Regions from separate parts of the Mus musculus genome. Here regions 1, 2 and 4 are each linked to region 3. Evidence: chromatin loops called from intact Hi-C (ENCODE). Cell type or tissue: heart. All regions are shown on one strand. Region 1 has its middle 450 kb from the start of Mir6352. Region 2 has its middle 11 kb from the start of Gm32622. Region 3 overlaps Gm32622 (a long non-coding RNA gene). Region 4 has its middle 3.7 kb from the start of Gm32622.

What was found. A loop is a pair of places that touch in the nucleus more often than their neighbours do. Peaks named below come from ENCODE experiments on the same cell type or tissue, not always from the same donor. Only the 100,000 strongest peaks of a DNase experiment are listed, where the experiment ranks them.
Region 1: it touches region 3 in a loop (2.2-fold over the local background); 3 of 42 quality-filtered maps call a loop at or near these places.
Region 2: it touches region 3 in a loop (2.3-fold over the local background); 6 of 42 quality-filtered maps call a loop at or near these places.
Region 4: it touches region 3 in a loop (5-fold over the local background); 6 of 42 quality-filtered maps call a loop at or near these places.

What each region holds. Positions count from the first base shown.
Region 1 is chr1:77,041,537-77,046,536 of GRCm38, forward strand. No RefSeq gene overlaps it. Among named protein-coding and RNA genes, the nearest start is that of Mir6352, 450 kb to the right of the region's middle. In heart, no CTCF peak of the experiment used is centred here; a DNase peak (open chromatin) is centred at 2,415.
Region 2 is chr1:75,922,862-75,927,861 of GRCm38, forward strand. No RefSeq gene overlaps it. Among named protein-coding and RNA genes, the nearest start is that of Gm32622, 11 kb to the right of the region's middle. In heart, a CTCF peak has its summit at 3,057 (motif pointing right); a DNase peak (open chromatin) is centred at 3,080; H3K27me3 peaks cover 553 bases.
Region 3 is chr1:76,036,330-76,041,329 of GRCm38, forward strand. It overlaps Gm32622 (a long non-coding RNA gene), which reads left to right. Exons shown (of 6, transcript XR_865555.3): 5 at 2,751-2,837. Among named protein-coding and RNA genes, the nearest start is that of Gm29065, 20 kb to the left of the region's middle. In heart, CTCF peaks have their summits at 2,778 and 3,516; a DNase peak (open chromatin) is centred at 2,902; H3K27ac peaks cover 910 bases.
Region 4 is chr1:75,930,491-75,935,490 of GRCm38, forward strand. No RefSeq gene overlaps it. Among named protein-coding and RNA genes, the nearest start is that of Gm32622, 3.7 kb to the right of the region's middle. In heart, no CTCF peak of the experiment used is centred here; no DNase peak of the experiment used is centred here; H3K27ac peaks cover 1,178 bases.

The sequences.
Region 1 (5,000 bases), 1.0 Mb after region 3:
AGGAAGGAAGGAAGGAAGGAAGGAAGGAAGGAAGGAAGGAAAGAAGGAAGGAAGAGGGAGGGAGGGGAGGGGAGGGGAGGGGAGGGGAGGGGAGGGGAGGGGAGGGGAGGGGAGGGGAGGGGAGGGGAGAGGAGAGGAGAGGAGAGGAGAGGAGAAGAGAAGAGAAGAGAAGAGAAGAGAAGAGAAGAGAAGAGAAGAGAAGAGAAGAGAAGAGAAGAGAAGAGAAGAGAGGAAAGAGAGAGAGAGAGAGAGAGAAAGAAAAGAGAAGTACAAAGGGGAGGAAGGGGAAGAAAGAGACAGAGGGAAGGGTGAAAGGGATGAGAGAGAGAGAGAGAGAGAGAGAGAGAGAGAGAGAGAGAGAGAGAGAGAGAGAAAAGAGAAGTACAAAGGGGAGGAAGGGGAAGAAAGAGAGAGAGGGAAGGGTGAAAGGGATGAGAGAGAGAGAGAGCACAACAGTCTAAAAGAATGCATATCAAAGAAATATGTAGGACACTTAGATACTTTGCGCTGCCTTGCAAAATATAGTGTTGCATTAAGGGCTGTATTTTTAGAGAACTTTTAGATTGCAGGCATGTGGAGAAAGAGATCTGCACCTCCCAGTGATTCTGTTCCCACATAGGCCTCATCTCCCCCATTGAAGTGGAAACTTCTGGTTCCTTTGGAAAGTTAATTATGTCAAATAATGTTTTGCTGGGAACACAGGTGAAAGGATGTTGTGATATAGCAAACAAGTAAAAAGACACAGTATGTTTAGAAGGACTATCAATAGGATCCTACAGACAGTGGGAACTCCACCAATGACTTGCCTTGCTCTGCCTCAGTAGTCTTCACTGATGACAGGCATGTGTTGGTTCATGTTACATTCCATTGCTGAACTTCGCTTGTGGTGACTTCATAGAGAGAAACTCTCCAAAGAACATTTTGTGATGTTCCTGCAGCTTCTTGCCACTTCCATGGAGGACTCAGGCCAGATGTCAAATTTCACAGTTTCTTCTGGATTGAACTTCCCTTGCTGATTTGTGTGTGGTGTCTGTCACTGGTTTATGGACTGGACTGCCATTGCTGATTCATGTTTGGTGTTTTCTAGTGGACTGGAGTGAGAACAATGAAGATTGGAATTGTCCCAAAGAACTATTTCTGAACAAGTCCACTTCCCTGTATCCTAATAACCTTTCTTGTCTACTACCTATGGTGGGTGGTAGGCTAGAGGGGAGGTTGAACCCTTATTAAAGTAGGTTGAGAAAATATATTTTCCTACACCCCGTTATCACCACCACCTACCCACCCTCAGTGGCATATTTGTTGTAACTGACACACCTAAATGAAACATAAAATTCAGCCAAAGTATACAGTTCACACTGGGTTCATTTTGGGTATTGAACATTCTATTGAATTGGACAAACATATAATACAATCTACCCACCACACACTATTATGCAGAATGATATTCTTTTACACCAAAAAAGAAATTCTCTGTATAGTCAGACATAGTGAAGCATGCTTGTAATCTTGTCAACTTTGGAGGCTGACACATGAGAATCACAAGTTAGAAACCTGCCTAGACAACTTAGTGAGACCTTCTGTCAAAATACAGAGAAAAGGGGTTGGACGTGTATCTCAGTGGTACAGTACTTGTCAATCTCTACGCCCATGAATGCTGTTCTCTGTACAAGTGTTTGTCATGGGGTAACTTTAACTCAACCTAGAGGTGTCAGCTGGCTCACTTCCTTGTTCTGGATGCTTACCTGAATCATTCCCCAAACCACTTGCAGTATTGCCGGTCCAAGATGGGATGCAAAAGATAAGGCAATCTTTGGAATCTAGGCTTCCTTTGTGTGCTCCCCCCCCCCCCCCCGAAGAAACTGATCTCCTCTTCTTCTTCTTCTTCAAAAAAAAAAAAAACCTTTTGCTAATTCACTTGTTGAACACAACTCTGACACTCACAACGTTTGTGCTTTAACCAAGCTGCCCCTGAGTGAATGCTTTGATGAAGATGAACACAAATGGTGAGAGACACCATTGAAAACATCCTCAGATGTCCTTCTATTAACCAAAATGTGTTACGGCATTCAGGATGCAGGGATTTGGTAAGAGCAGTACCCCTGGCAAATGTTTGTATAACAAACAGCAGAGGAGAAGGTGGAAGATGGAAAGCAAGGTGTGGCATCTCTATCTTGCATTCTGGATGACACACCAAAATCTAAAGGAAAGCTCTAGTGCTCAAAAGTGCCCTCTGAAAGATGGACGAACTCACGGAAAGGCACAGCATCTATGTGCAAAAGAGACCTGAACAACCCATCCTCTACTGGCCTGGGCTTCTGGGGCTATGGTGATCTGTCCTTTCTTCTCACAATCTTGTATTGTTCCCCATGCACTGACCATGTAGTAGAAATCATTGGCGGTCCAGAAATGTGGCTCCCAAGGCAGTTCTGGGCATGTGGCCAGCCACCTCAAGAACAGAAGAGGGCAGCTGCTCCCATATGCTCTGCAAAAAAAAAAAAAAAAAAAAAAAAAAAAAAAAAAAAAAACGGAAGAAGAAAGAGGTCTAAATGTCACTATGTCCTCTCACAGGCGACAAAAAACAGAGTTTATCAGAGTTTCTGACAGGACCTGCACAGTTCATTTAAACACGTTCAAATTAACAGGCTATGTTGACTGAAGGGTATATTTCTCTGTGTGTTGGATAAAACCTAATTTAAATGTGGTGGTACTAAGCTGGAAGCACATCCGTTAGATGAAGTAAACAAATGTTATTGCCTTCACTTAGAGAGTCTTGCCCAATTAGGTTGATTACAGTGGTCACAGAGATGTATCCTGAATGCAGAAGTGGGTAGGCATGTTCAGATTTGTTATGTAATATTTATAGACTGTGGTAAAACTTCCGATGCTTCAAAATATACAATCACGGATTTCCACGGACTAGCAGAACGCGACCCACATGTTTGCTAAAAATGAGAAGCAGAACCAACAAATTCCTGACATTTGCGTTGATAAGACCTTCTCGGGGAAATTGTAAACTCCTGCTGGAAACTGGTATTTTAAACAATGGCAAAGCAGCTTGGCTCTGTCACCTGTGAGCTTTACCTTAAATCACAACTTGGTCTTTGCCTGACTTTAGAAACTCTATCATTTTCTTCCTGGCTGACTGACTGAAGGGAGCATGTTCTGTGTGGAAATAACATGGCTTGCACGTAAGCCATAGAATTAATTTTATCGTGCCCAAAATTTTATTGGCAATCTGACTTTCTTAGATATGGCCATGATGAAATGCAGTGTTTACCATATTTCTGCAACTATGTTGGGTGGGCTACGTCAAGGGTTTGTATTTTTTTCTTCTTATTATTTTTTTATATTTTAAAAAAAAAAAAACACTTTTTAAACAACAGCTACTGACGATTCCCATAGAATGTATATGTATAGCAATTGAGTTGATAGAGTAGGTTTGGCATAATAATAATAATAATAATAATAATAATAATAATAATAATAACAACAACAATGTAAAACAGAGTGAAATTGTGGAAGTGGCTTTAATCTCCCCATGCCTGAGTTTCTTCATGTAAAGTCATGGAGTTGACCTGTGTAATGTAATAGCCATAAACCAGCTGTGATCTTGGATTGTTGGCACATGGGTTCTATGGACAGTGCCCAGATTAGATAAATACCTGGTTCAGTATGGCACACCCTTATAGATATTGGAAACCAAAACTACCAGAGTCACAGAGAACAGTAACACAATCAAAACTGGAGCATCGGTAAAGGAACGAAATGAAGAACTATTACTTTGTACACACAAACAAACAAACACACACAGTGTTAACAAATAGAAAACATATTTACATTTAAAATAAATATTTACTTCAAGTTCTTAGTACATAATAATACATGTTTTAGGAGACCTAGCACAGTGTTTAGGAGAAGGACACATGGGGCATCTTTGAGGATAGAAATTGGACCTAATTTTGGAATAGAAGAAAGTCAAGATTTGCTTCTGCCCCAACTGTATGTTCCTCCATCTACATGACCTAAACATGGGATAAAGTCACCAATATCAAGCACCATTTTAATTGCATTTGGCTTGGTATCAAGCTTTTTTCTGTTGATGGCTGACTTAATTGATTTGCTGTCTTGCATCTGTGTATTCTTAACATGGATAGGGTCACTAACAGGGTGCATGGTCTGTTCTCGGTACTAATATTTTATTCAACTATTCCCTTGCGTAAGTAATCACTCATCAGCTGCCAGAACCTATAAGCACACGGATCACTATGTAGAGGCTGGACCAGATATGTTCAGGCTACTATCTCACAGACTTTGAATGTCTGAGATTGATAAGATGTATATTTCTGGATCCTCCTTGAGCGATATTGATTAGATGAGAATGGTGGGAGCCAAAAATTTCTATTGCTACCAGTATTTCCAGGTGACTGCTGCAAATGAAGAAGGTTCAGTTCTGAAAATTCTAACCTAACACATATTCCCATTGATGAAGTCCACAGACTTTCCTACACTTGTCGACTCTGGTCCTTTCCTAGGGGCCCTACCTTCTCCATCCATCATTTTTATGCCCAGTCTCTCGACAGCTCTGCCAACTGGCCTGTGCACATGTCCCTTCAACGGTCATGGACTGGCCCTAAACATCACCACAAAACAATTCTGTAATAGAGCTGTCTTTTCTGGGCTGGACATGACCAATGATGTCTTTAGTCAGAGCAGCTGTGATCACTCCCTGATGATCACTTCCATTCACATTCCTTATGGAAGGAGGAAAGAGGCCCCCAGTGTCCACAAGATCCTCTCAAAGCACCTCTCATCCTTGAATCATGTGATATACACACAAGTGACCTCTTTGGAGGTATGCATGCATGCCTATGTGGTGCCTAGGGGTCTCCTCAGGAGTGCGGTTTTATGTGAGCCATCCATGCCACCACTGGGGTTGGGGTGCAGCTTCCTGTGGGTCACAGATGCTGAATGTATGACTTCTCAATGGTGTATATGTT
Region 2 (5,000 bases), 110 kb before region 3:
TACAGCTAGGATGGTCAAGCCTGGGGCTGTCAGACTCCTGAATCCCTTTGGTATTCCCTTTCCTTCTGGGACCTTCCCATGATCTCATGGAACTCATCTAAAAAACTATGTTTGTAGAAATTTGGTTAAACAAAGCAAAACAAAACACAGCTGGGCCATGGTGGGGCACACCTTTAATTCCAGAACTTGGGAAGCAGAGGCAGAAATGGGTGGACCTCTGAATTTGAGGCCAGTCTGGCCTCAATCTTATTTTTAATGATGATTCTTAAATACTTTAACCTCCGTTGTAGCCCACCACCCACCAGAGGTAGTGGGAAAGAAAGGGTATAAATGGGGGAGGTGGACCTATTTAGAAAGGTCCTTTGGAGCAAATCCCATCTTTGTTGTTTGGAAATCGGCATTTCAGTCCACAGGTTAGCAGCAGCAGCTCGACCCACCCACAAACACTTCATGGATATACCAACAGTCCAATTCAGGAGAATAAGGATAGCAAACAGGAATCAGCAGCTGTGGTACTACCTAGCAGAGATAGTCAGGCCTCAGCCTTGGCAAGAGTCAGCAGGAGGGACCAGGAGGAGTTCTTTGCCGTGCCTCTCTCAGGGAAATGAAGATCAGTGAAGATGAGAGACCCATCAGTGTTGCACAGCTAGCTCCATCAGTAAGCCAAGCTCAGCCTCTGTCACTGTCCATCGAGTCATATTTATACCCTCCAAACATGTGTGCTTCACAGGTCTTTCCTTAGCAGGTGTGTCTCACTTTGCCAATCAGTTTCAGTCTGGTAAGAAACTGCAGCACACCACCAGAAGTTTCTTGGTCCGTTTTTTTTTCTCTATGGAGTCCTGAAAATGCAGCCCACCTACGCTATGTAAGGTAGACCAATACATGCATGTGGTTAGCAAAGAACCCTTCATCACATGTCCTTTCACTTGCTTGCTTTACCAGAACATCCTCTCTCCTGTGTCTGCTTCAGCGAAACCTTCCTTCACAAGTCTGCCTTAGTCTTTCATCTGGGTACACTTCAGCTAAATGTTCCTTCATGTGTTTGCCCCAGCAAAACACCATCTAACTGACCTTCCAAAGAACCCACAAATTTCCACTTCAATAGAGTAAGCTTTAGGATAGCTAGGACTACACAGAGAAATCAACCAACCAATCAACCAACCAAAAAAAAAAAAAAAAAAAAAAAAAAAAAAAAAAAAAACCAAACAAACAAAACCCCAAGCCCAAAACAAAACAAAATAAAACAAAAACGAATAAAGGAAAAAAAAAAACCCAAACTCAACCAAGAACAAAAACAAAACCAACAAATAAACCCTACCCAAACAACAATACCCAAAGCAAACCCCAAACTAAAAACCAACCCCCCAAACCAAACCAAACCAAATCAAACCCATTGAGAACCAAGATGACAGGGAAACATGTCTCATCTACCTGGCAGCCTCTGTATGTGTTGCATCAAGGAATGATGGGAGGTGAGGCTTTACCTGAGTCATGCTGATTGCTGGGCTGAGGGCAAGGATGTGTAAGGATGTGCGACCCTTATACTTTCTTTTGGGTATTTCCCATTGTCATTACATTGTCCCCTGGTCCTCAGCTTCCTCTGGAATGTTTGATTCATAATTGTAGCTTGAAGCCTTTGCTGATGTCCTGACCTGCACTCAACCCCCTCAGACCTAAATCCAAGTGCCCCCCAACCCCAACCAGTTGAATGTCTGTCTGCTTCAATGAGGAAAGCTGCCAGGAACTGGCACATAAACCAATGTCTTGTCTTGACCCTAGCTCAAGCCTAGAATGATTAGCAAAAGATCATTAGAAATGGCTGCTTGTTCTCTGCAACATTTAGCATCATAGCCATGGCTTCCTTCCTGATGTAGAAAAGAAATGGAAATGAAACAACACTGTAGTTTTTCAGATGACTTCTTAGCTCTCCCATATAAACCCAGAAGCTCCAGGCTAGAATCCATAAAAGCAAAGAAACGCAGTGCAGGTTACAGGGGCTTCTGGGGTGTGTATCTCCTAATCTGATAATATTTCTAGCCGAATCTACTTCCATTTCTCACCTCTTAACTGACTTTTCAGCTTCTACCCCTACAATTCTTATTTCCCTCAGAAGCAACTCTGATCCTTTTAAGTTGTGAGTCTGAGTGTGTCAACCTTCTGCTCAGTGTCTGGGCCTCTAGTGGCTTCCCATTGTTCTTCTGAGAAGAGCTGAAGTCTTGACAGTGGTCTCTGATGACTGAGGGCAGGGGCTGGACAGCGACTATTTTGGCCTTTGCCGGCCTGGTGTCTGTGTGCTCATCTGCTGTAGCATGAGCAAAGCCATGGAGGATAAGGTAAGGCACAGCACGGCTATAACCCGGCACATTACCACAAAGGGCACGGGGTTGGATCTGGTCCATGCCTGGCAAGCTCCTGTCCCTTTTAGAGATTTGGCCTTAGATACCTCTCAACCCTCTTGCCTTCTGCTCTCGTGCTATGCTTCAGGCCCATGGGCCCCTGCAAATTCGTCACGCTCTCACTTGGGCCTTGAAACTGGCTGGGTTCAATCTAGAATATTCTTCCCCTACAACTTTGAGTGACACATTTTCTTATTTTCTTTGTTTCTGTTTGTGGATCTTTATCGAGAGCTCTCCCCACTCCCTAATCACTTCATCTGAAATAGCAAAACTTACTTTTGGCACGCCATCCTCTTTACCCTGCTTTCTTCTGCTTGGAGACTGTTGCTACCACCTGACATCACCACTCATGGAATGAATAAATGATTCTTTCGGGGAAAATATTACCAGGTGCCTCCTTCATGCCAAGCAGGGAGCCGAAATTCCAATAGAGAACAAAACATAGGCTTTGTTATCGTTGTACACGAGTGGAGCTTAAATAAACATAAACATGGGAGCCAGAGAGAAGTGCTCTGAGTAAAATTAGGCTGGCCAAGGGGGCAGGTTGTGGGGTTCTTTCTCTTCGTTTGCCTTCTGCCTGGCTTCATCTGAGTTAGAGAAAGCCGTCAATCCCTCCTCCCTTTGCTGCATAGTTAGAATCTAAGAAAAACTCAGTGCCGACAGGGGGCGCCACAGCTCTGCAAAGAGGTGAGAGCCAGACCCAGGCTGTCAGGCTTCTGAAAAGGGCAGGAAGGGAGCTGAAGGCTGCAGCCTAGGGACTGGGAAGTTGGAAGTTATGGGATGTAACAGGATCTGAACACTACAGCAGCCTCACCGCAAGTGTTTTCCATGGAGCGCTGCCTAAGCTACGGGGCCTTGCAGAACAATGCGCTTTTAAGTTAGATGCTTAATAAATCAGCCAGGCATGCATTATTATGCCGCAATAGAGCCCTTGTTGTGTCTTAATGCTCAATTAGCCAGTGCAGAATCTGGGTCGGGCTTTCTATCATCTTGGATGTGTGGCGGGAACTGGCCCAGGTCTCATTGCTCTACCCGGGAGTGGATGCTTTTGTATCTTAGCAAAGCCAGGCACTAAGGTTGAAGGGAAGTCACAGATTGGGAGAACTAGACCTTGACACCGACCTTCCTCAAAGTGGTTCAACTCCAGTTGATATAGATGGGAAAAAAATCAGTTCACAGAGAAGTTACTTGGCCCAAATCTTAAGATGAGTGAGATTCAAAGCCTCCTTTCTGATTACTGATTCTGGGTCATATATTAGCTTTCATCAGGCACATTTTCAGGACACCAACGATGCCTTTCCTATGCCTGTGACAGGTGCCATAGACAGTAACGCCTTCCCACTGTCTGATTCTAAGTTAACCACTAGCCAGAAGAAGCCTCATTTATTTGAACACAAATGGATAATCAATTAAGAAAGAGCCAAACAAAGAAACCCCGATTTTTATATTTTATGGACATCCCAAGGGTGAGGGTCCAGTGTCCCCATGGTACCAGATTAAAGACAAGAGTAAAACCTTACCCTTGTTGAACCCTGCCTGCTGCCTCCTGGGTGTTCCGGCATTCTCTGGAGTGGAGACAGGTAGGCACGGCAGCTGCAGAGCATCATAGCTTGAGGGTCTGCTTTCTGCCTTTTACATGTGATTTACATACATGGGCACAGTGCATGCTCCGTAGTCTCTTCTAGCTCATTCCCTCCTCAGAGGGTCAGAGTTGTGCTGAAGTCCCCCAAGACTGCAATTCCTGTTAGGTCTCCATAGTAAGAATGTGTTGACTTTAGTCCTAGTCTATTGACTGTCTGCAAGGCTGTTTACTAGTGCCAGGGGACGCAACCCATGTGACTGGAGAGACCCTGTGGCCCCTGTCAGGCACCCACATCAGTATTTGAAGTGGAACAGTCCTAGATAAGAAACACTAATCAAAACCATAATAAGACACTGCTACTCACCTGCAAGTAGGTTGGCTAAAATGATAAAAGTCTAACAATATTAACATTGGGCAAAGATGTGGGTCAAGTAAACTCATATGGAGTTGGTAAGAGTGTAGGTTGGCATGGTCACCAAAGAGGATCATTGCACAGGAGTATTTAGAGATAAATGCACCCACCTGCACAGTATTCAAGTTTTTATACTCCAAAGTCTTTCTTCAAGGGAAGCCCGTGCATTTGTTCAGCAAGATAAATGTTCCAGATTATTACTTCAGAATAGTAAAAATATTGGAAACTACCCAGGAGGATAAACAAACTATCCAAACGTGCGTGCAAACTGGATGTGCTCTTGCGGTGGACAATGAAAAAGAAAGACTGTAGTACGTATTGAATGACAGAGATAAACGTACAGATGCAACCTGAGGCAAGGGGGAGCTGACACGAGAATCTATACTATAGTGCTCTATATACATAAGAACAAGGACAGACAAGCTAGTCTGTAGTGATACAAACCAGACTCTGTTTACCCCCACAGAGGAGACTGGGTCAGGAAGGGACATGCAGGAGCCTGCTGGGGAGGCAGGAATGCCCTATTGATATGTGACGTCCAGCGAGTCTTCTAAAGTTTGGACACTTACAGTCTATTTGTCAGACCTACATGAAATCAAAGGAGAGCGAG
Region 3 (5,000 bases):
TTGCTAGAGTCCTATGCATTTGAAAGAAGGAATCCTTGGGGGAAAATAGATTAACCAAAAGGAGTAATTCTCCCTGGTGAGAATCCTAGAGTTTGCTGGGAGAAGGAGTTTACTCTGAGAAAGCCTGTGACCTTGTCACTCATTTTCCTGATGCCACATGGGAGAAAGGCCACTCCCTAGGTCTTCTGGGTGAAGACAATCCAGCCTTGCATAATCCCACTTTTGTGTCCCTGACTGCCTAAACTCGTGTTGCATCTTCCAGGGCGGAAATTGTCTGAATTGCTTTGTAAGGATGGATGAGAGGCCAGAGGAGCTGTGCTTTCTCTCCCTGGCCTTTGGGAGGCATTTAGGATCACGCTCTCAGTGTCAAATATAGAGACACAAACCTCCTTTAATTTACTTAATTCACTTATTTTTATCCCAGACTTTCCACAAAGGGAGTCAGCCAGCACGTATTCCTGTCTGCTTGGAGACACCCTGGGACAAATAGCACAAGCAGGCAGCAGGTCAGACAGGCTGTGGTTTGACTCCCAGGTTCAATGCCTCATAGAGTGTGCTGGAAACTTTTTGATTTGAACTTTTGCTTCCTGTGGGATAAGGATGATGGTTTGTACTCTTGATCCTTGGCTGGAGATTAAGCATCATCTGTAAACCATCTAGCAGACAACTCACTCAGGTAAACGTCACACAATAGCTTCAATTTCCAAACGGAAAGGAAGAACATACAAAACCATATTTTAGGGCTAGTAACACTGTCCTCTACCATTTCCTGACCCAGTCTAATACATTTTGCTAGATCTTAGGCACTGTGTGTGTGGGTGTGTGTGTGTGTGTGATTTGCACTTTATATCTATTTCTCCCTGATTCATCTTACATGAATTTTATGTTTTGAGAGAATGTGTGATTCATGTGCTAATTAGTCCCATTGGTTCTGGAGAGTGATTTTGAAAGAATTAGTATGTATCTTTCAACTATTTCCATATTTTAGGATTCTTACCTATGCTCTATTTACTCTCTTGAGTTACTGTAATGCCATAAAGAACTTACTGAAAGACATTTTCCTGGGACTATAATCAGGACAACTCTTGGAAAGTCCGATAATTGCCTTTTAAACAGTTAATGGCATAGAATGATTTTTATTTTCAACATTGAGGTTTCAAATGAACATACGTGTGGTGAATGTCAACAACCACACTATTTAAGTATTGCATAGCCTTAAAAACATATCTCAATGGCTGTTTAAATGTAAGTCAAAGTAGATTGAAGGCTGAATATAGAGGAGCCATAGGACATGCGGTTCAATAAGATCAATAAGCCTGCAGAGGGTTTGGTGTGACACTTGTGCCTGTGTTTTCTGGATCTGATAAAGAACAAGTTCTTTATATAAAGAGCGGACAAATGAACGGGAATCGTGGATCTATCTCCCAGTCCCATTTGACCTAGATAATTCCAATCACTCTCAGGTTTGTTACTATAGCTTTAACTCCTTTTGCAAACTGTGGTCAGAGCCTAAGATGTGCTAAACTGATAAACTGATGAATGAAAAGGGATGCAATCTTTGCTGTCTTAGAGTTTTGAGGTGAGTCGGGCCCTTCCTCTTAGCCCTTCGGCTTCCAGGATTCTGAAAAGGAAACTTCTGGTGCTTAAGCTACCCAGCCTGTGGTGTTTTGTCATGGTTGCAGAAACATACTAATATAGCCACGTTAGCCCCATAAAAGAAACTTGGTGTTACCAGGGGCCATAGGGAACTCTGGCATGTTTAAGTAGGGGTTAACGTGATCAGTTCTATGCTTTAGCAATATGACTCTACATGGAAAAGTCACTAGGGTTCGGGAGAAGAATACACCTGGGCTCTCCAGGGATCTTAATTCAGAATCTTTATCTCTTCTCATAAAAAATATTTTTAGTTATGTGTATGTGTATATGTGGTGTGTCTGTGCCTGTGTATGCGTGCAGGTGCCTAGGGAGACTGGAAGAGGGTGTCTGAGTCCTCGGAGCCTGAGTTACAGGTACTTGTGGGTTCTAGGACATGAATCCTAGTCGTCTGAAAGAGCAGAAAATCCTGTTAACTGCTGAGCCATCTCTCCAGTCCCCAGAGCTTGGTTTCTAATGAAGGAAATTTAGGTAGGGCGAGTTCTTGGAAGAATGGTCACATAAGATCACAAAGACCCACGATTTGGACACCAAGTGGGGGTACTATTTTCAGAGATCTACTTTTTGACCTTGTCAAAATTGAAATTCACCAAAAAACAAAAAACAAAAACAAAGACAAAACAAAACCAACCAACAAACAAACAAACACCACTCTGCAGAAAGTGAGGGGCACTGCTGAGATTCTGGCTCATCTGCTGCCTCCTATTTCTTGGCCTTGGAGGCTCATCTTGGTCAACTCTACAGACTACTGAGAGGATGGGAGGCAAGTTTCCTAACTTCTGCTAGATACTTCCTCCTCCAGCCTCTTTGGTACTTCCAAATGAACTCAATGTTTGGTGTTCAGACCATTTATGCGTCAGCTTTATAAAAAAAAAAAGCAAGAATACTTGCAAAAACTATTATAACCATTAAGCAAAATAAAGCAGAAACTGAAGAAAAAAGTTTAGACAGTCATTTATTTATTTCCTTGAAATAAGGTCTTGTCAGGTAACCCAGGCTGGGCTCAAACCCACAATCTTGCCTCTGATTCCAGAGTACCACCAATCCCCACTGTAAGGAGCTAAATTAAACTGAAGCCTGTTTTGTGTTTTATCTAGGTTTCTGCATGCTGGCACTTTGAGCTGGAATCCACTGAGTGGCTCTCCTGATCCGGACATCAGGCTTCAAGTGGCCTGGTCAGGAATGTAAGTCACATGTCTACCGTTGGCAGCTGGTCAGCTTAGGGGGCTGACCACTGGCTGTTGGCCTCTGGTCTGCATCATGTGGTCTCTTGAGTCTCTCAGCAGGACAGCCTAGACAAAAGGGCAGGCCCTAATGAGCAGGCACTTTTTAAGAGGCTGCTGACTGCAGACTTGCTAATTTGGCCAAAGCAAACCCCAAGGTCAACCAGAATGAAGGGTGAAAAACCAAGCTTCACATCTTCTCTGGAACTATTGCTAAGCCACATGGTAAAGGGGTGTGGAAATGGTGGAGGGAGTCACATGCTCAGCTTTCTAATAATGCCCCTCCTCCAGTTAAAGTCATTCTCTCTACAATGTTGATAAATGTTGGCACATTCACATCCTGTCCTTAGCAGAGCTTTAAAAGCAGCTTCAGTTGAAAAACAAAACGATTTTAGCTTCATCCGGAGGACTATTGTCTGGGAAGTCACAGAATTAATGTGGTAATTATTGTGGACCAATTATGTCCTCTCAAAATTCACTTGACTTTATTAAGAAGCAGGGTCATTTCTGTTAGTTAAGCTGAGGTCATATTGAAGTAGGCTAGACCCCTAATCTGGTAAGACTGGAGTTCTTCTAAGAAGATGGTCATATGAGGACAGAGGTGTGGAGAATATCGTGTGATGACAAGGGATGCCTGCAGTGGCACTGTTGCACTTAGGAGCACTGGCTGGCACGGGGAGGATGGTGAATCAGTGAAGCATTTCCCTGGGATCCTGGGACGAGCATTGCTCTGTTGCTCTACAGACACTGATATCAAACTCTACACATCAGAAGTATGACACTGGCGCACATCTGCTCCTAAAATGTGTGGTATCTTTGTTTGTTTGTTTGTTTTAAATAAATAAAAGGTAAGTGTTAGGAAATGTAGCTCAGTGGTTAGTCATATGCTCAACACGTGCAAAGTCCTGGACTCAGTTCCCCCATACTTAAATATAGAATTAAATGCATATGATACAAAGAAAACCACATTAGATTGCATCTCCCACCTTTGAGATCATTCTTACTATGGAGCCTTGACTGTCCTGGAACTCATATGTAAAAACTTGACTGGTCTCAAACTCATAGAGATCTATCTGCCTCTATAGGAATGGAAGACGTGTGCCAAAATGTTCTGCCTGCTGCCTTTTGAGAACCGGAGGCTAGGGAGATGACTCTGGGTAAAGTACTCACTGTACATGAGGAGTGCCAGAGTTGGGATCCCTAGAACCCACATGAAAAGCCAGGTGGGTGTGGTAGCATAGCAATTCTTTAATCTTGGCAGGCTGGCAAAAGAGACAAGGGATTACCCAAGCAAGCCAGCCAGCCAGTCAGAGGAGCTGAAGCAGTAAGCTTGGGGTTCAGCAAGAGACCCTGACTCAATATATCAGGTGGAAAGCAATCCAGGAAGACTGACTGATATTAGTCTCAGGCTTGACAGGTGTATCTACCTCACACACTCAAGCATATGTCCACACACACATGCATGCACACACATATGCGTACATTAAAGAAAGATTGTCAACCACAGTACCACACTAAAATAAACACTCGATACTTAAAAATCTCTGTATAATCCCAACTGTCAGTGGCCCGTCATTACATGTTCAAAGACATTGATTTCACAGATTCTATTCAATAAGTCATTAAAATTTCCCCTATAATATTGCCTTTTCTGGGCTTACATTCTTGAGGAAGTCATTGGAATGAAAGCCTTCCAGTTAATTTGAAAATGCTCTACCCCTAAAATGTTTCTTAGTACTGAACTTGATTTTAAAAAATATATAGCTTAATCTCAGATCTTGGAATATTAGAAAATCAAGGAGTTGATTTTTTAGACTAGGCAGAAGGTGCTATTTGACTTCTAAATAAGATAAGCAAATTGAATCACAGTCCCCCCTCCCTTCATAGAGATAGTTTAAATTAACTTGTAACTACTTTGGTGGAATCAAATTCTAGTTATTTTTCTTCCTTTTGCATGAAAATAATGAAAATGAAGGTAATGAAATCTAAAGTTTCTGAATCTGGCAAATGCCAGCTAATCAAGAGACTTCATCTGTCGTGACTATTTTGAGCAACTGATCATTTCCATCAATCAACCGAGCAACCCTGATAAGCCAATCACCTTTTAATCGATGTTGAGCCCCT
Region 4 (5,000 bases), 110 kb before region 3:
CTCCTACCTCTGGAGATGTGAAACACGAATACACTCCCCTATTCAAGGCAATTTCAAAAGACAAAGCCAAGCAAGATGCTGTGCCAGCCTAGTGGTCCTTGAGCCTTCCCTATTCTGGAGAGCAGCAAGGAGTGAAGGGCCCTTGAGCTCTTCATGCTAGTTAGACTCATTACGGTAAAGAATGGGGAAGGGCTAAAGGGTCAGGTACACTACTTATAGACGCTACCATTATAGAGATAACTCCGGGAGATGCTGTGCTCCTAAGATGCCAGACCCACTGAATTATGACCACGGTGTGGTTCCAGAACCTTTCATACCCTGCGAGGCAGACAGGACTTCTCAAAGCACACAGTCTCTAGTGCGTTAATTTACTCTGCTTTTCCAGTTGGCCTGTGTGACATTAACTGTGCGGGTTCACAGCTGAGGGAGGGCATGCACGGAGCCTGTGTCCGTTTCCCACCTTTTAAACTGTTCTCTCCTTACTCAAAGTTCTAGAAGAATTCTTCCTCTTCGTCTTTGTTCAAAAAGTTGTGGCGTCGAGACACCTGACCCAACTTCAGGCTTAACCACCTGCTGACTGTTAAAATTCTTTAAGTTCTCTGGACCTCCGTCGGTCTCCACATTGGCAGTTAGAAAGGAGTATGGCTGGGTTACAACGCTGGTCCTTGCTTGGGAGTCACGCCCTAACATAGCTCCGGGTTATGGGACTCATGTTTCTTTGTTCATTAGGAACAAAGAACAGGACTTGAAAATTTAAAAGTTGTTACCATAGTTTAACATCAATACCTTCATTTTTCAGGCAACATTTTTCTTTAAGAGGAAGGAGCTAGCTGGAAGGAGGCCTGCTTTTCTCTCTCTCTCTCTCTCTCTCTCTCTCTCTCTCTCTCTCTCTCTCTCTTTTTAAACATTAAAGCTCCTGTCTTTGGGGAAGAAGAGGTTGCTGTGTGTGTGTGTGTGTGTGTGTGTGTGTGTGTGTGTGTGTGTTTGAATGTTTTAAATCAAAGCCTGCCGAGGGACAGAGAGCTCTAGGTTTCAATAAGCACCCTTCCTGCAGTCATCTTAAGACTTTCGCTTAGGAGGGTAATGCAATCTTCAGAAACCCTAGGAGACATACCAGAAAATAGTCATACACTTCAGTGGAATTTTCCTAAACGACCCCCCTCTCTATTTCCCCCTCAGGAGGGTCTCCTCTGCAGATTCCAAAGATATCTGCAGCCTCATTGGTCCACTGGGGAGATGGAGAGCCTTCCATGCAGACCTCCCCATCCGCATTCAGGCCAGCTGTTGACCACCCTGACTCCTGGAGCCTGTGTTACCAGCATGCACGAGGGTGGCTGTGGAGTGGCGAAGGCTTCTATTGGAAGCCCAGGGGTCCCTGGCCGAGTCTGGTTCCCTGACACATCTTCCCCCAGAGCCACTTTAGGAAAAGTGTCAGTATGAAGACAGTATTCTGGGACAATGTATGCAGACTTCTTTTAGGTATGGAAATGGGAGCCTGGGGTTTTCAGGGTTCATTCTGATGCTGTAAGATCTGCACATGCAAGCCCCAACACACCACACATAACTTCTTGTGAGGGAAATGGGTAGGGCTTCTTCCCTTTTATAGGGTTTCTTAAGATGCTGCCAAGATTCATTCCAAGCTATTTAAAGATTAAGAAATGCATTTTTGAGAACTTGATTCGATGTAATTTCAGGAAAAGACAAATACATCTAGAGAAGACAATGCAAAAAAAAAAATCCTCAAAGACCCAGTTGAAAGGACGAGTTGATGTTTAATTAAAAGCAGTGGGCACGGATGGATTCTGCACATTTTTGGGGATCAGGTTACCTGGAAAGAAAGGAAAATTGTGGATGGGTATAATATAAACAAAAAGGGAGTTCAAATGAGGACTTTGAGAAATTAAAATCAAAAGGGACTCTTCAAAAAGAGTGTCCATCTTGGGTATTAACCTCCCAACATTGAAATGAAAACAATGCTGAAAAGCTTAAAAAAAAAAGCAACCCACATTTGGGCATGCTTCAGATCTCTTGGCTTCCAGCTTTCTGTGGGAAGTTAGGTTTCCCATCCTTTGCTTGATGGGCCTTACATTTATTCTCTAAGTGCATCTAGGATTTCTTCCCTGCTCTCCAAACCACACTGACTTGAAAGAAGAGGATGCTTGTGAGGTGCTCTCAGGTTCTGAGTGAAGTTTAATGATTAAAACCGACTAGGCAGTAACTAGGAGACCATGGTTCTTGCATAGTGGGTCTCTTGGGGGGGGGGGGAATTGTTTTGTTTTCCTGACATTCTTTTCTTTCCTTATAGGATGAGATCTTTCTCAAGGCCATCCAAAGGCCACCAGTCAGTGAGCTGTCACCTCACACAGTCCCAGAGTTTAACATCCCAGAGTTGGTAGTTGGTCCCTAATGGTAGATTCTAGATCCTTCTTCAGAGGCAGAAACTTCAGCATCAGGAGGAGGGAAGACAAGGAGACAAGGGTGATCTTAACCTAAAGTCCAAGAAGCTGAAGACGCTGCTCTACCAGTACCTTGAAATAGGATCGCCATGAGTGCTTGAAAAGTGTCTAGTGTGGCTGAAAGATTATAATTTTAATTTTAATTTTATTGAATTCCATTTGATTTTGATTTATATAGCCACAGACAGACAATGGCTACCAGAGTCAAATGATGTATTTTGTGTGTTGCTATAACAAAATACCTGAGGCTGGGTATTTTAAGAATAGAGACTTATTTGGTACATGTTTCTGATGTTTGGGCAGTTCAAAAAGCATGGTCCTGGCAGCTGGAGTAGACCCCTGGCTTCGTGTCACACAGTCTGGTTGGTAAATGGCTATATATAGATGGAGCACATGCGAGCAGAAACGAGAGAAGTAGCTAAGTAGCTAACAGGGTGAACTGCCTTTGCAACAAACTGACTTTGCTTTACCCCATCCAGGCTGGTTAGACCTAACCATCCAAGGATGGTACCCTAGTGATAGAATCATCTCCCATGAGGCTTTGCCTCTCGAAGGTTCTCCTTCTGGTTCAAGGACCTTTGGCAGACAAACCACAAGAAAACCAAAGCAGATGGCTGTGGGGATGTCTTTATGTTTTAATGTCTTACGATTCCACTCATACTCAGTTGCTATGGTTGCTAACAGTCACCAACCCCTTTCACTCTCCCCAATGTTTTTCAGGGCCTGGCTTATCCAAGCTCACTCCTAACTCCTAAAGAAACAAAGATGAGTAAAGTACAGCCCTTGTTTCTCTAGAGCTCCCTGTCTTGTGGGAGAGACTCATGGATTTCTAGAAATGCTAGCTGTTAAAGCTGGGACTCCTGGGAAAGTAAGCGGAGCCGTTTGTCAATAATCATTTTGCAGGGCCCCTTAACATTCTCCGCACAGGGATGCACTGTCAGGCAGTTTGCTCCACGTTCATCTGGCCCACTTTTCTTCCTTAACCTCTGAAGCTAAAAGTAACCTGGACATTTGCCAGCTGCTGAGTCAAAACCTGGTTATTTTTAGCTTTGGGTGCCTTGAAACCGAGTTAGGAAAAATGACCTCAAGGAATGGGAGGATTCAAAATTTCACTTGGCAGATATGTGCCGTGTGCATTTTGAGTGTCAGATGGTGAACCAGGCACTGTGGATATTGCCACCAATGTGACAGGGACCATGAGTCCTTCATTTTGGGCAGCTGCCATGGCATTCTAGGGGAGCAGGTAGATAATGTCTGAGTGGATGAGGACTATTTCAAACAGTGGTAAGAAGAAGCAGAGATGGTGGCCTCTAATAGAAATAGTAATTAAACAGAAATCAAGGCGACACAACCAGATCTACTGGTCTGTAGCCTGCACTCATTGAGCAGCTGTTAGTGAGGGCAATGCGGACTTTGGGTAAACATAAAGAAAACTTCAGACCTGGCTGGGTTGCTCACCTTGGTGTGAACTTGGGGACCCACAGGCTTTGCTGGGATGGGAAAAATGATGAACATGAAAGAGCTTATTATTATTAACCACCTAACAGTGTTATGGGTCTATTATTATTATTATTATTATTATTATTATTATTATTATTATTATACAATCTCCAAAGACTTAGTTAAGGACCTCTGGTTCAGCCTTCAGGAGGGAAAGGAGACTGCAGAGGGACCAAGTCCTTCTGGAAAAATGTCTTGGGGATTCTGTGTGTTAGGATTCGCCATAGTTTTCTTTGGAGCCCTTGGCTTCCTCAGAAGGACCTCAGCATCTGTAGAGGTTTCTGTAGTGCAGCTTATCTAAACTGCATTCAGGTATTGCCACCTGGCTGTAGCTATTCTCTGTGTAAAGTATTCCTAAAAGCATCTTTTGGCCAAACTTTTTCTCTGTGAAGCTTAGCAGATGTCAAGAATGGATGAGGTCTCTCTCCAGAGGAAAGGGCAGGTAGAGCATTGGAGGAGTTCAGGGCACTGGCTCCCATTCTGTGACCTTGCTTCCTCTGAGAACAAAGTAGATATGACACTGTGATGTCAGTTTGGGAGAACTCCAGGAACAGGGTTGGAAAGGCGCTATGGCTGAGTCGGGCACGGGACGTCCCTGTGGTACTGTCCAAATCCAGCCATTTATCTTGGGATCAAGAAAAAAACATAACAAAATTGGGACTATTAGGGACCAATTGAAATTACTTCAAATGTTGGCCATCAGCCTTGAAGCACAGCATTTTAAACTGGAGAGGCCCTACATGCATCAGCTCATAATCCCCTGATGTAATAGGAAGCAAAACCCCAGAATCAAGGAGTGGAGGAGGGGGACACTTGCCTTTGCACTAGAGTTGTTGGCAGGTCTCTAATGATTAGAATCTAGATCCTCCTGCAGAGGCGAGGGGTCCTTTTCTGCCTCAGTTCCCTCTAAGATGCCAGCTTGATATGACACCATTGATGGTTCACTACGCAGTACTCTTACCATATACTGGATGTATGTCCTAGGCACTGTGCTAAGCATTCAACTCTTTCTCATCAAACTGTTGGTGCTTCATGCCACCCATT